2 separate regions of the Mus musculus genome follow, and region 2 is linked to region 1. Evidence: chromatin contacts called from ENCODE POLR2A ChIA-PET data. All regions are on one chromosome and are shown on one strand. The core of a region is the stretch at or near the end of the contact, and the rest is flanking DNA. Distances in the headings are between cores, read along the strand shown. Region 1 holds the start of Idh3g (isocitrate dehydrogenase 3 (NAD+), gamma). Region 2 holds the start of Pdzd4 (PDZ domain containing 4).

Region 1 (6,126 bases), core at 2,716-5,215:
AATAAAAACTGTATGAGGAAGGCACCGAAGTTTTAATTCCAGCACCCAGGAAAATAGATCTCTTTGAGTTCAAGGCCTTGGTCTTCATAGTGAGTTCTAGGCCAATCACAGTGACAGAATGAGGCCTTGTCTCTAAAACCAGAACTGTCTGTCCCCATCCCTACTTTTGTATTGGCTTCTGATTCTCTTTTGGCCAATTATCGTTGTTGTTATTGTTATGTGTATAAGCAGAAAGACTGGCAAACTTGGCATATTGCAAAAGGAAAATCTCAGCAAGCCACCAACTCTGAGTGATAATTTCATGTCTTTCCTTGTTTTTCCTTATTACAAAGCCAATACATGGTCAGTATAGTAAATGCAAAATGGAAAGGTAAGGAAGAAATAGCCACTGCCCTGAGGTAAGCACTGTCACCCCTAGGGAATGGTCCTTCAGAACAGAAATAAAAATCAAATGTGTAGAAAAATACAGCCATTTCTGGAAGACCGATGACAGACAGTTTCGCAAGGAACTGTAAGCTGCTTTGTGGTGTAGCTTGGATGATTGGTAAATGTCCCCAATCCCATGAGTGGGAAGCAGCTATGTTTGGCCATGCTGGTGACACTCTGACAGTTTCAGAGAAAAGGCTGTTTGGGCCAGATGGACCAGGTACTAAGAAGTGACCCACTGTCCTGTAGGGAGAGGCTATGACCTCAGCTCCACAGGAAAGGTTTCTTCCCCTCCCTGCTGTGCCCCACTCATTTAGGAATACCTGAAGAAGTAGTGGCATGGTACCGCCAAGTTCTTCCTTGTAACTTGAGGATTCTTTGCCACTCACCCATCAGACAGTAGCACAATGTTCTATCTAATAGCTGAGACACTATAGCCATTTTCTAGAGTCATACATTCTTTCAGAAAGATCAGAAGGCTCAGGTAGAGTCTGACCATTCCCCTCTGGGTTCCCCTGGCCCACAGTTACAAGATACTCAGTTACCTAGTCACTAATAATGAAGGAATGCCACTCAATAACCCAAGCCAAGATGTAGGAAGGTTGACCACTAGGATCAAGCCCTAAGGGTCCCTCACCATATATGTAGCCACATGCATACTTGTTTTCTTTCTAGTAATTGCCAATATCAGATTCATCTTGTCTGTAGGGTCTCCATGCCTTCCTTGAGAAGGTAGCATAAATTTCCCCTCTTCCTGGGAGTCTCCCTAGACTGCTAAGTCCTACTTACACCCTACCCCCTACTCCTCTAAGAGACATCACTCTACCTGATTATCACCTCCTTGCTCTCTTCCTAGCCTATGAGAATAGAGTACATATTTGTTTCACCCTCTACTGTCGCTCCAGGATCTAGCACAGCACCTGGTCCAGAGCTGGAACCACAGGTACATTTTCTAGGTGAATAAGCACAGCAGAAAATGAAGAAACAGATGGAGACCAAGGATATCTGAGACCAAATCCACCATCTGCTACTCTACAAATGGCTTTGGATCTACATAAAAAAATCCATGGAACAGAAGCAAGGCATGGCAGCACACATCTGTAGTCCTAGTACCTAGAAGGTAGAGGCAGGAGGATCAGAAATTCAAGATCATCCTCATATACAAAGAAATCTTAAGGTCAGTCTGAACTACAAGAAACTTTGCTTCGAAAAACAAAAGTGTTGGGGGGGATTAGTCAATCCATAGAATGGAGACAACAACTTCATTTGTCTGCTGAAAAACTTAACCAAAAGGAGGTATTCAAGCTGTTCACAAGCTCCAGCAGGATGGAGATGAGCTAAAGTATACCACCTTTCACTCTACCAGCCTTTTAGAGTTCAAAACTAGCATCCTTGGGAGATAACTCCCAGTAGTTAACTCCCTTTGAACTGTAGCTGTGGCAATGATCCAGCCTTCTAAGAGCCTGCACCAGGTGTGGCTCAAAATCTGTGCAACTCATTCACAGATGGCAACAACATTGCTAGGGCTGAATCTATCCCACAGCTGCCTCCTATGCTAGATGTTACAGTGGTCATTGTCCCAGTCCTAGAAAACGTCCCAACCACAGGCTCCTGATCTTGCTATATACAGATATGGATAGTTTCTTTTAGAGGGTTACAAAGCTCTCCCTCTTGAGTCCAATTGTCCAATCAAAGAAGCCCAGTATGAGGCAGGCTGAGGAGAACACAAGTCTTCTACTCTGTCATCATCCTTAGCTAGTCTGCAGGAAGACAAAGGCCAGGGTGGTTCAATCTCCTGCTGATGGACTCCCATACTTGATGTTTTCCTAAGGCTTCTCCCTTTGTCATGTTTGTGTTTGGTCAATTACCAATAATGATAGCATGATTTCCCAGGGGATGTCAACCAGCAGGACTCAAGACCTTGAGTTGTCTATATGGGTTCCTATACCCAGGACAATCAGTCTCAGGGCAAAGCCCTGCCTGGCTACCAATCATTCCACTGCCACCTAGTCCCATCCCAACAAAGGCACACAAGCATTCAGGAGGAAAGGTCTTCATTAAGAGTTTACAGAAGCCTAGCTTCTGGAGCCATCAGGGTCTCTAGTAATCCTCTATATGCTGCTGGTCTTTCCTCAACAATGAGGAAGAAGCCATAGCACACGTGTGGCAATGAGAAGATGATTCTGTGGGGTCCTTTTTCTCCTTGCATTTTACAAGAATTCCAAGGATTAAACTTGGTATCCAAGCTTGGAGGCAGGTGCCTTTACCCACTCAGCCATCTGGCTGAACCAGAAGTCCCTATTTTAAATAGAATTTCATGTAGCATATGTAGCTCCCTTCCCCAAACAAAACAAGACAAAACAAAAAAGCCCCCAAGACCCCAACAACAACAACAACAAAAAACCCCATGGCATTCTGGAAGGTCAGAGTCAGCAAATGCTTTGAGAACATAAAGTCCTCTCTCCTCACTGGAACCCAGAGAGAAAAGAGAGCTGGCCTAATGCCATATTCTAGGTCAGTGGAAGAGCAAGGCCTAGAGGTCATAGCTCTTATTCCCCAGAGCTAGTTGTTGGTTTTCTGGTGCTAAGCAGTGCTACCCAGGAGCTAAACCAGCTAACCAAGACTCCAAAGAAAGAACCAGGAAAGCAAAGCCCTAGAAGCTTCCAGTCTTAGAACCCTGGTTCACTCTCATTACAGGGGTTTGGGCTTGTTTGTTGGCCTTTTGGTTAGAATCAAGTATCTAGGTGCTTGGTAGGCGGAAGATCTGGAGGGATCAAGGATTATGGATAGCCAGATGGCGGCGGTGCATGCCTTTAATTAATCCCAGCACTTGGGAGACAGAGGCAGGAGGATTTCTGAATTCAAGGCCAGCCTGGTCTACAGTGTGAGTTCCAGGCTACAGAGAGAAACCGCGTGTTCGACGAGACAGAGAGAAACCGGGAGAGGGAACGCGGGGACACAGCGAGAGACACACAGCGAGAGAGATACTGATAAAGTCTGATTTTCCACCTCCACTAGGGCAAAGCAGTCTAAGAGAGGGAAAACCAAGGAGGAACTGAGTCCAGAAACAGGCTTAGATGGTACATGCAAGGTGGGCCAGGACACGTGGCCTCTTCAAAAGGGCTTCCACAAGGACACTACGGAGGGGACACCTAGCTACTGCGGTCTACCTTCCCAACCCTTCCGGAGGAAGGCACAGAGGAGCCAGATCAGAGTCAATTTCGGCCAACCGCCTCACGGACAGCAGAAGCAACCAGTGAACCCCAGAGTGCAGCCCTCTCCCCGCCCCTCCTATGGCTCGCACAGCCAATCGAATTCCGTGTTTGCTCAAAGAGCCGTTACCCGACTCCGGGTCTCAATTGGGTGTTAAGTCCCTCTGTAAGCCTGCAAATGTCCCACCGCCCATTCACCACTCACCTCCCAAGGACGGCAGAGGAGAGTTGGCTTGAGCATTGCCTTTGCAGCACCGCCAGCAGCTATCGCCACCTTCAGCGCCATGACGAAAAGTGAGGACCTCTACAGGTCAAAACATTAAGCACCGTTCTCGCGACAGTTGGGGACAGCGAGAAATCCGGGGTATGGGTTGAGAAAACGCTAGCATTACGCACGCGCACAGTCACACCGGTTCTTACGCCCCCTTCCGGTGCCTAGAGCACTGTTCCGCCATCTTGGGGAGGGGAAGGCTGAGAAGGAGGGAAGTGCGACCGGTTGGGACCCTGGCTAGGGAAGCGGACACGTCAGTGCCGCCAGCGACGTCACCATGCCCGACCCAGCCCGCCGACGCACGATTGGGTGCTGAGGCCGCTTACGCGTCGCGCTTCCTCGTCTGCTCCGCATGTCCAGGGTGGCTTGCTCTCTTTTCCCCTCGGAAGAGAAGAGGCGATGGCGGCGATGGCATCTTTCGGCGCCCTGGCACTACTCCTGCTGTCTGGCCTATCTTGCTGCTCAGGTAGCGGCCTGGCCGGAGCTTGTTTCGGGGCGCGCCCCTGCTGTTGGCAGGTGGTGCTGGGGGGAGGAAGGGTGTGCGCGAGGTGGGGATCTGGCCCTTCCCGGGGCTCGTCGCTACTGACGGGATCTTCCCCCGATGGGTGTTGTGTCGTGGCGACCAAAGCACCACACACACGTTTACCCGACAGCCAGGTTGCTTCCTTGTCTGCTTTTGGGAGAACCCCCAAAGCAGTACCATGCTCCGACCACCAGCTCCAGCAGGGAAGGTGATATGTATGTCCCTGGTTCCTGTGTCAAAAGGTAGTCGCACAAGAGCAGTGCTGGCAGCTACGAACCAATGCTGCATAGGCCAGGCTTCCCCAAGAGAAACCTAAGAGAGGGAGGCAGATCAGAGTAAGGGCACTAGGCGAGTTAGATAGGGAACCGATGAAGTGAGCAAGGGCTTTTAGTGCCCAGAGCCTCGACTTTTTGTGACGCCTTGGTATATCCCACCCCAAAGTTCATAGCAAAATTGAACCGTGCACAGACCCGTTGATATTTGTGAGACATCTGTAACGTGGTAGTGGGGCTGAGCTCAATCTGGAGTGCCGGCATGTGTTTTGAAAGATGTTAGCACCTCAGACCTGAGAGCCTGAACTAAGGACGATTTGGTTTCTGTACATACAGGTAGCCTCTGGCCATCCCTTCTACCCACCCCTCAGAGAATCCTTCAGTCTGTTGCTAGCAGTGTCTTAAAAAGACAAACCTGGCTGTAACATCTATTAGGGGTTCCATAGTGTCTACAGGGAAAGGCCCAGCTGAGCAGGTCACAGAAGGGTTGGTGGAATATGGCCTTGAGAGCCATTCCCAGGCATTTTCCTCCTGCCATTTATGCCGGTACAAGGTCTTCTCTAGCTTAATCGGTCATTCTTTCAAGACATCACATTTGGAGAAGAGTTGGATGAAAACTTTTCCTCAGGGGTGTTTAGTTTACAGGGGCAGGTTTGGTGTTTGGGCCCAGAATTTACTTCTCTCAGGAAACACTAGAACCAGTCTTGACATTCTGTCACCTGGATGGGTCTAGAGACCCTTATCTTGAAAGTCCCTGTGTGTTAACAACACCCCATTTAGTGTCTGCAGAATGCTTTCAGTAGGCTATTGAAGAAGCTCTGAATTGAGGCTGCCTTGACCTACTGGGCTTCTGGGGTACTTTAGGAGCAGGTGAGCTGCTTTGTGGCCTCCCTATCATAGATTCAGATACTAATTTCATCAGCCTCCTGCCTGCCTCAAACATGGCTGTTGCTTCCATGTTGTTGCATCCAGACTCACCTCTGCAGAGCTTTCCCTACCTCACTCTGGCCTGGCTCATCAGCCCTCACTGGCCCCTTCCACTCTACTTTTGACTGAGTACTAGGATCCATCTCCCAGACCCCACTTTCTGTCAGGAATAGAAGAGTATGTGTATCCTCAGCTCACCAAGTCTGAGAGGTGGAGCCAGGGTAAGCCCTTTTGCCTGGAACACACAAATTGGCTTTGCCTCCTCTCCACAGCAGAGGCCTGCCTGGAACCACAGATCACCCCTTCTTACTATACAACTTCAGATGCCGTCATTTCTACAGAGACTGTATTCATCGTGGAGATTTCACTGACCTGCAAGAACAGGGTCCAGGTGAGACAGTAGGGACTCAGCAGAGAGGGTGCAGGGGAAGAGATGAGGGTGGCAGACTCATTCACTGGCAGTTGACAGTGACCTGAGGATCCTATCAACAGGGA
Region 2 (6,126 bases), core at 2,528-5,027, 38 kb after region 1:
AAGTTGGAAGACTAAGTACTTCCTAACTTTAAACTTCCTAGACTGTTCCATCATAATAGCATACAGATATGTAAATGGGCAATAAGCACAAGAAAAGATGCTCTACCGCATTTAGCCAATAGATATGCAAATTGCCAAATCCACAATGAGGTGGGGGGATGGCTCCTTGGTAGAGCTCTTGCCTGGCATGTGCAAGTCCTTGGCTTCCATCTCCAGCACTATATCTGAGCAAACAAACAAACAAAAAATCCACAAAAAGATGCAATTTTATTACCAGAAAATTACAAGTGTTGACAAGCATGTGGAGAAATTGGAACCTTGTGTTAGTGTTAAATGGTACCATCACTGAGAAGTAACTGTACTTCTGTAAGTTACCATATGATCCAGCAACTCCATTTTTAGGTATTATTCAAAAGAATTGAAAGCAGAGATTCAGATATCTATATACCAGTATTCATTGTAGTATTAGCCACAATAGCCAAAAGCACTGAAATGTACTCTTTGAAAAGATATATTGTATCACTGTGAATTTGATATCTAAAAGCTATGATTTTCTTTGACGTTCTAGTGTATCATGGTGAGAAAGTCTGTACTGGCAAGTTGTAGAGGTCATGAGTATACATGGATGAAATCATTTTGAAAGATACAAGGAGGGGGCTAGACAGATGGTTCAGCAGTTAGGGGTGCTGACTGCTCTTCCAGAGGACTTGGGTTCAGGTCTAGTGCCCATGTAGTGGGTCTGGGTGCCTCACAGCTGTCTGTAACCCCAAGATCTGACACTGTCACATAGATATGCAAGCAGGTGGGATGCCAATGCACATAAAATAAAGGCAAATACATTTAAGAAAGAGAGAGGCAGGGAGAAGAGTACTCAATATGGAGGAAGTACACATGTTTAAGGATCTTAGGAAGCAGAATTCATTAATTCTGAAAACTACCTGGGTTTTAAAGCAAAAATTGCCTTCTGCTCTGAAGGAAACTCTCCTTGAGGCCTATATGAGTATTCATCTCCCATAAGCTATTCATTCAGGCTACCTGATAGATCTCATTGTTTTCCATATATTGTTTCTATATTCATTCCTTTTGTTTTTACTTTATTTGAAAGGATAGTTCTTCCTTTAAAAAACATCTGGTCTCTAATTGGGTCAAGGAGAACCAGGAAAATGAAAGTTTGTGTCCAAACTTTAAAAAAGTAGCATCCCATGGGAGCTGAACACAGGGACTCTCTTACCTAGGGTCACCTCAGCCTTCCTGCCCATTGAAACCTCAATGGAGGCAGTCCTAGTTTTGAAATCCAATGGGTTCTGCTGAACCTATTTTGTTGGTACCCAGAGCTAGGTAATTTCAGATTGTTTGTTTGTTTTTGAGACAGGGTTTTTCTGTATAGCCCTGGCTGTCCTGGAACTCACACTGTAGGCCAGGCTGGCCTCGAACTCAGAAATCCACCTGCCTCTGCCTCCCGGATTAAGGGCGTGCAACACCACTGTCCGGCTCTTTTTTTGTTTTGTTTTGCTTTTTGTTTTTCGAGACAGGATTTTTCTGTAGTCCTAGCTGTCCTGTAACTCACTCTCTAGACCAGGCTGGCCTTGAACTCAGAAATCCTCTGGCTCCCAAATGCTGGGATTAAAGGCGTTTGCCACCACTGCCCGGCTTAATTTCAGAGTCTTATTCCAATAGGTGTGGCATTGAGCAGGTGAGAACTTCAAACAGTAGGAACAAGAGAGGAGAAACAACACTGATGTGGTCTGTTTGGCTTTGTGCAGACAACAGGAGACCACACATAGTCAAATAGAGAAGACCAGAAACGCCAGCAGGCTTGGACAAGACCACCCCCAACCTGGCCCTCCATGCCCACCCTCTCTTGCACATTACCTCTTATTCTTTCTAATAGAGAAGGTAAGATCACAGCAAAAATTTTGGGCTCCCGAGGCCACCTCAATACCACTACACTACTATGATTGACACAATCTCCCCTTCTACTCCCGCCACGTTCCTGAAGGTTTTTCCTCTATTCATCCAGGAACCTACAGGTTCTCCCCCAGCCAACACCTGCGCGCACTAATTCCCTGGTTCTGATCAACAAGTTCAATAGCTGGGGCACAAGTCACTAGACTCACCTGTCTGCTCCCACTTTGGCTCCTGGTCCCGACTCCCTCTTTTCTCTACACTCAGCCCTAGTATATTTCAGTGCACATCATCCTGGACACATTTCACTAAAGTACTCTCAGGGTGCACACACAGAAAGTATAGACGCGCGGGGCTGGCAAGCCTCGGCGCACACACAGACGGGGCACAGGCACGCACTCACGTAGTCACGCCACGCACAGGCAAGGAAACCCCACTCGTGGCTGAGAAGGTGGCTCAAGGTGCAAGCGGGCAGCAGGGTATCTCCTGCCGCCCCGCACGCGTCGCTCTCAACACCCTCCTTGTCCTCAAGGCCCAACAGGCCAAAGCGGATGCCAACAGGCAGAGCACGTGCTGGGCACCACCGATCGATCCCCGCGTCACCCACTCACCCAAAATGCCTGAGGCCCTGAAATCGACAGTCGTGACTTAGTCTAGAGAGTGGATGGGAAAATGGGTACTCAAACCCAGCTCCATTGACGACGTTTTAAATCTGGCCTGCCAGGCCCGGGATTCGGCCTCTGTCCCGCAGGCACTTCACTGCTTCTTTGGGTCAGGCTCCAACCCTGGGACCATGTGCCGGGAATCCAGACCGTTGCTATGCAACCTCCATCCCGCGCGGGCCACTGAGCGCCTCACTGTCCCGGGACAGAATCTTAACTTCCCACCTGGGCTGATCTGGACACATGGTTAGTGGTCGTTACGCACTCGGAGTGCCAGGTGATGTGCCTTGAACACCTACATATCTTCTTCACCCAGTTCCTTCCATCCCTGGATGGTTCCCACAGGGCGCCAGCACCCAGCAACCCATAATCTGAGGGCGAGATCAGCTCCCTACCTTTTTCTCTCGAGCCCTCTCGCCCTCCCACACCTGCCTTTCTTGACTCTACCTGGCCCTCCCCCTCGGGGTTTACAGTTTTCCTAGGTCCGGCTGCGACCCTCTCCCCAGCAGCCCAGGCGCCCTACCTGAAGCATCACTTTGTACTGCTCCTCCGGTTTCTGGACCACACACATATTACATCCCATGATGCTGGCCGGCGAGGGAAAGAGGAGAGCGGGAAGAGGAAGGTATCTTTCACTGGCCAGTGCGTGGGACCACGGGTCCCGGGCCTGGGCCCGGGGCCATACCTTACCCCGGGGGGCCGAGCCGCCTAGCGGGGGAGGGGGGCACGCCCCCAAGAGGAAGGCAGCTCCAAGCCTCTCGACTTAACTCTTTGCTGGCCGAGGCCAGACACAGGCATGCTCCTTCGCACCCAGCCAGGGGAAAAAAAGGGCGGCGGGGGATGGGCGGGCGCGCCGGGCGTTGCCTGGCTACGGCCCCCCCACCCCAGGAGGCGCGGGAGCGCGCCTGCCCGCCGGGGCCGTCAGGGGCTGTCAGGGGCCGTGGGCCACACGGCTCCCCGCCCGCGGGGCCGGCCGCTGCCGCTGCCTTTGCCGCTGTCGTCTCCAGCTCCCGCCCATGGCCATCAGCCCCGGGAGTCCAGCCTCTGGGCTTGGCGACGTGGCCCGGCCCGCCGACGGAGAGGCGGCCAGGCCCACGCCAGCTGTAGCCTCGCAGGGTCCCGCTTCTCTAGCTCACGGCGCTCTCTCAGAGCCTGGCCCACAGCCGGTCGCTTGTCTCCAGCTCCTGCCTGGAACACCGGAACGCGCGCGCGCGCGCCCGCAGCAACAGCGGGGGAGGTGTGCGGAGAAGGGGCGCACGCGCGTGGGAGAAGCAGAGGCTGGGTGCGGGCGGGAGCGGCAGGGGGCCTCAGGAGTCGGCGCAGGGAGCTGAGGGCGGGGCCTGAGTCCCTGAGACCAGATAATGCCAATGTCCGAGGGCGAGGTGTCTAGTGGACCTGTCTGCTAGGTGTGTCCCTGAGAAAAGAGGATCCTGTCTGAAGAAGAAGCTTCCCTGGACTCCTGAAGAGAGTTCAGGGCCTTGGTCTCAAGGAGAGGCTATTTCACCCCTTTCCCAGGTTCTAAATGTATCAGCCCCAATGTCTGTACTCCTTCCTCTGTCTCTCTTTAAAGACTGGTTCCCTGCTTTAACTGAGCCATTCCCTTGCTATCTCTGAAACGGATACCTTTGTTTAGAAGAAAAACGTGGGGGTGCTGTAGGTGGCAAGAGAACTACAGAGAAGCCTCATTCTTTGGGGCCTTTATGGGCACCCCCCTTGCTTGCACTGAAACCGCTGTCTGTTTCTCAGTTCCAGCCTTCCCTCCTCACACTTCTCCTTTAGCCTCTTCCCTCCCACAGGCTGCCCCTCTTCTTGATAAACCAGAGGAAAAGATGGCCTTTGGCTAGATAACAATGACCGATTGAAAGCTAGGTTCCCAGAGGCTGCCTGAGAGAGCTGCTTAGCCCTCTTACCTGCAGAAGATCCTTTGATAAAATTGTCTGGTCTTTATCTCCAGGCTCTGGCGAGTGAGGGGATTTATAACAGCATAGAAATGTTTAATTAACAGTATTGGGGGAGGCTGCTTCAATACTTTTCCTTTCCACCCCCACTTTGGTTCAAAAGACAGAAATAGGAATAACCTGAAATCCAGAAAGGAAGTATGAGTGCTTATAAACTGTCTTTCCCAGAAAGCAAAACTTGAGCCTTTCAGGAGATGACCAGTAGATCTTCCTGAGGAATACCCTTTTTGAGAGCTCAGTACAAATGTCTGTGGATGGGAGGCACTGTGTTTAGATCAGCCCCGGGGAGAGGAGATGGACCCTAGTCCTTCCACCATGGTTACTGCCACAACAGCCCCCTCTGCCCTGTAATTTGAGCTTCCTCATGCCTACAGCATAAGATCTAGATCACCTTACTTCAAGAGCAGTCTCTTAGAAATATCCTCTCCAAATCTTTTTACCTTCTAATTGTATGTATTTCACCAAGGTCCTGACCAGTCATCAAAAACATTTTCCCCCAGCCTAGCCCACAGAACTTAGCACAAGTCTTTCTTCCTTCCTTCCTTCCTTCCTTCCTTCCTTCCTTCCTTCCTTCCTTTCTTCCTTCCTTTCTTTCTTTCTTTCTTTCTTTCTTTCTTTCTTTCTTTCTTTCTTTTTTCAAGACAGGGTTTCTCTATGTAGCTATAACTGTCCTGAAACTTGCTCTGTAGATCAGTTTGGCCTCCAACTCAGAGATCCTCCTGCTCTGCCTCCCAAGTGCTGGAATTAAAGGTATGAGCTATTACTACCTACCTAGCAGGATTGGCCATTTCTTCCTCTACAAAAGGGTATGGCTTCCATGGAGGCTTTCCCTCCCAAATATCCCTCAGATCAGCAGCATGCTTTTCTTTATCCTGACATGAGCTAACTCATAAAGGAACTAGATTGCAATTGAGCCCCTGCCTGAGTTCATGTGTATGAGCTTAGGAGAAATGGCAGGACCATAGAAGCAGGTGGCATGGGGACTAAATTACCTGTTCACATATGTTGTTGAGGCCTCTTGACCCCAACTGGGCCTGGGACTTGACCTGAATGTGTGTCTATCTTGAACTTGATAGGCCTGATAATACTCAGCTATAGACTCTTGGATGTCCTAAGTACCTGGTGTATGTCAGAAGCTTTATTTTTTCTTTTTTAATATTTTTATTAGGTATTTTCCTCATTTACATTTCCAATGCTATCCCAGAAGTCCCCCATACCCTCCCCCCCACTCCCCTACCCACCCACTCCCACTTTTTGGCCCTGGCGTTCCCCTGTACTGGGGCATATAAAGTTTGCAAGTCCAATGGGCCTCTCTTTCCAGTGATGGCCGACTAGGCCATCTTTTGATACATATGCAGCTGCAGTCAAGAGCTCAGGGTTACTGGTTAGTTCATAATGTTGTTCCACCTATAGGGTTGCAGATCCCTTTAGCTCCTTGGGTACTTTCTCTAGCTCCTCCATTGGGGGCCCTGTGATCCATCCAATAGCTGACTGAGAGCATTCAATTCTATGTTTGTCAGGCCCCGATATAGCCTCACAAGAGACAGCTATATCAGGGTCCTTTCAGCAAAATCTTGCTAGTGTATGCAATGGTGTCAGCG

What was found. ChIA-PET counts read pairs that join two places held with the same protein, here RNA polymerase II (POLR2A).
Region 2: POLR2A ChIA-PET joins it to region 1 with 14 read pairs in Patski. The contact joins the promoter of Pdzd4 here to the promoter of Idh3g in region 1. POLR2A ChIA-PET finds 5 or more read pairs at or near these places in 3 of 5 experiments (Patski and embryonic stem cell).

Annotation. Positions count from the first base shown.
Region 1 is chrX:73,782,932-73,789,057 of GRCm38, forward strand. It overlaps Idh3g (isocitrate dehydrogenase 3 (NAD+), gamma), which reads right to left and starts at 3,966. Exons shown (of 13, transcript NM_008323.1): 1 at 3,844-3,966. The coding sequence starts at 3,924. It overlaps Ssr4 (signal sequence receptor, delta), which reads left to right and starts at 4,092. Exons shown (of 6, transcript NM_001166480.2): 1 at 4,092-4,375; 2 at 5,904-6,022. The coding sequence starts at 4,309.
Region 2 is chrX:73,821,192-73,827,317 of GRCm38, forward strand. Pdzd4 (PDZ domain containing 4) reads right to left here and starts at 3,778. Exons shown (of 8, transcript NM_001029868.2): 1 at 3,091-3,778. The coding sequence starts at 3,150.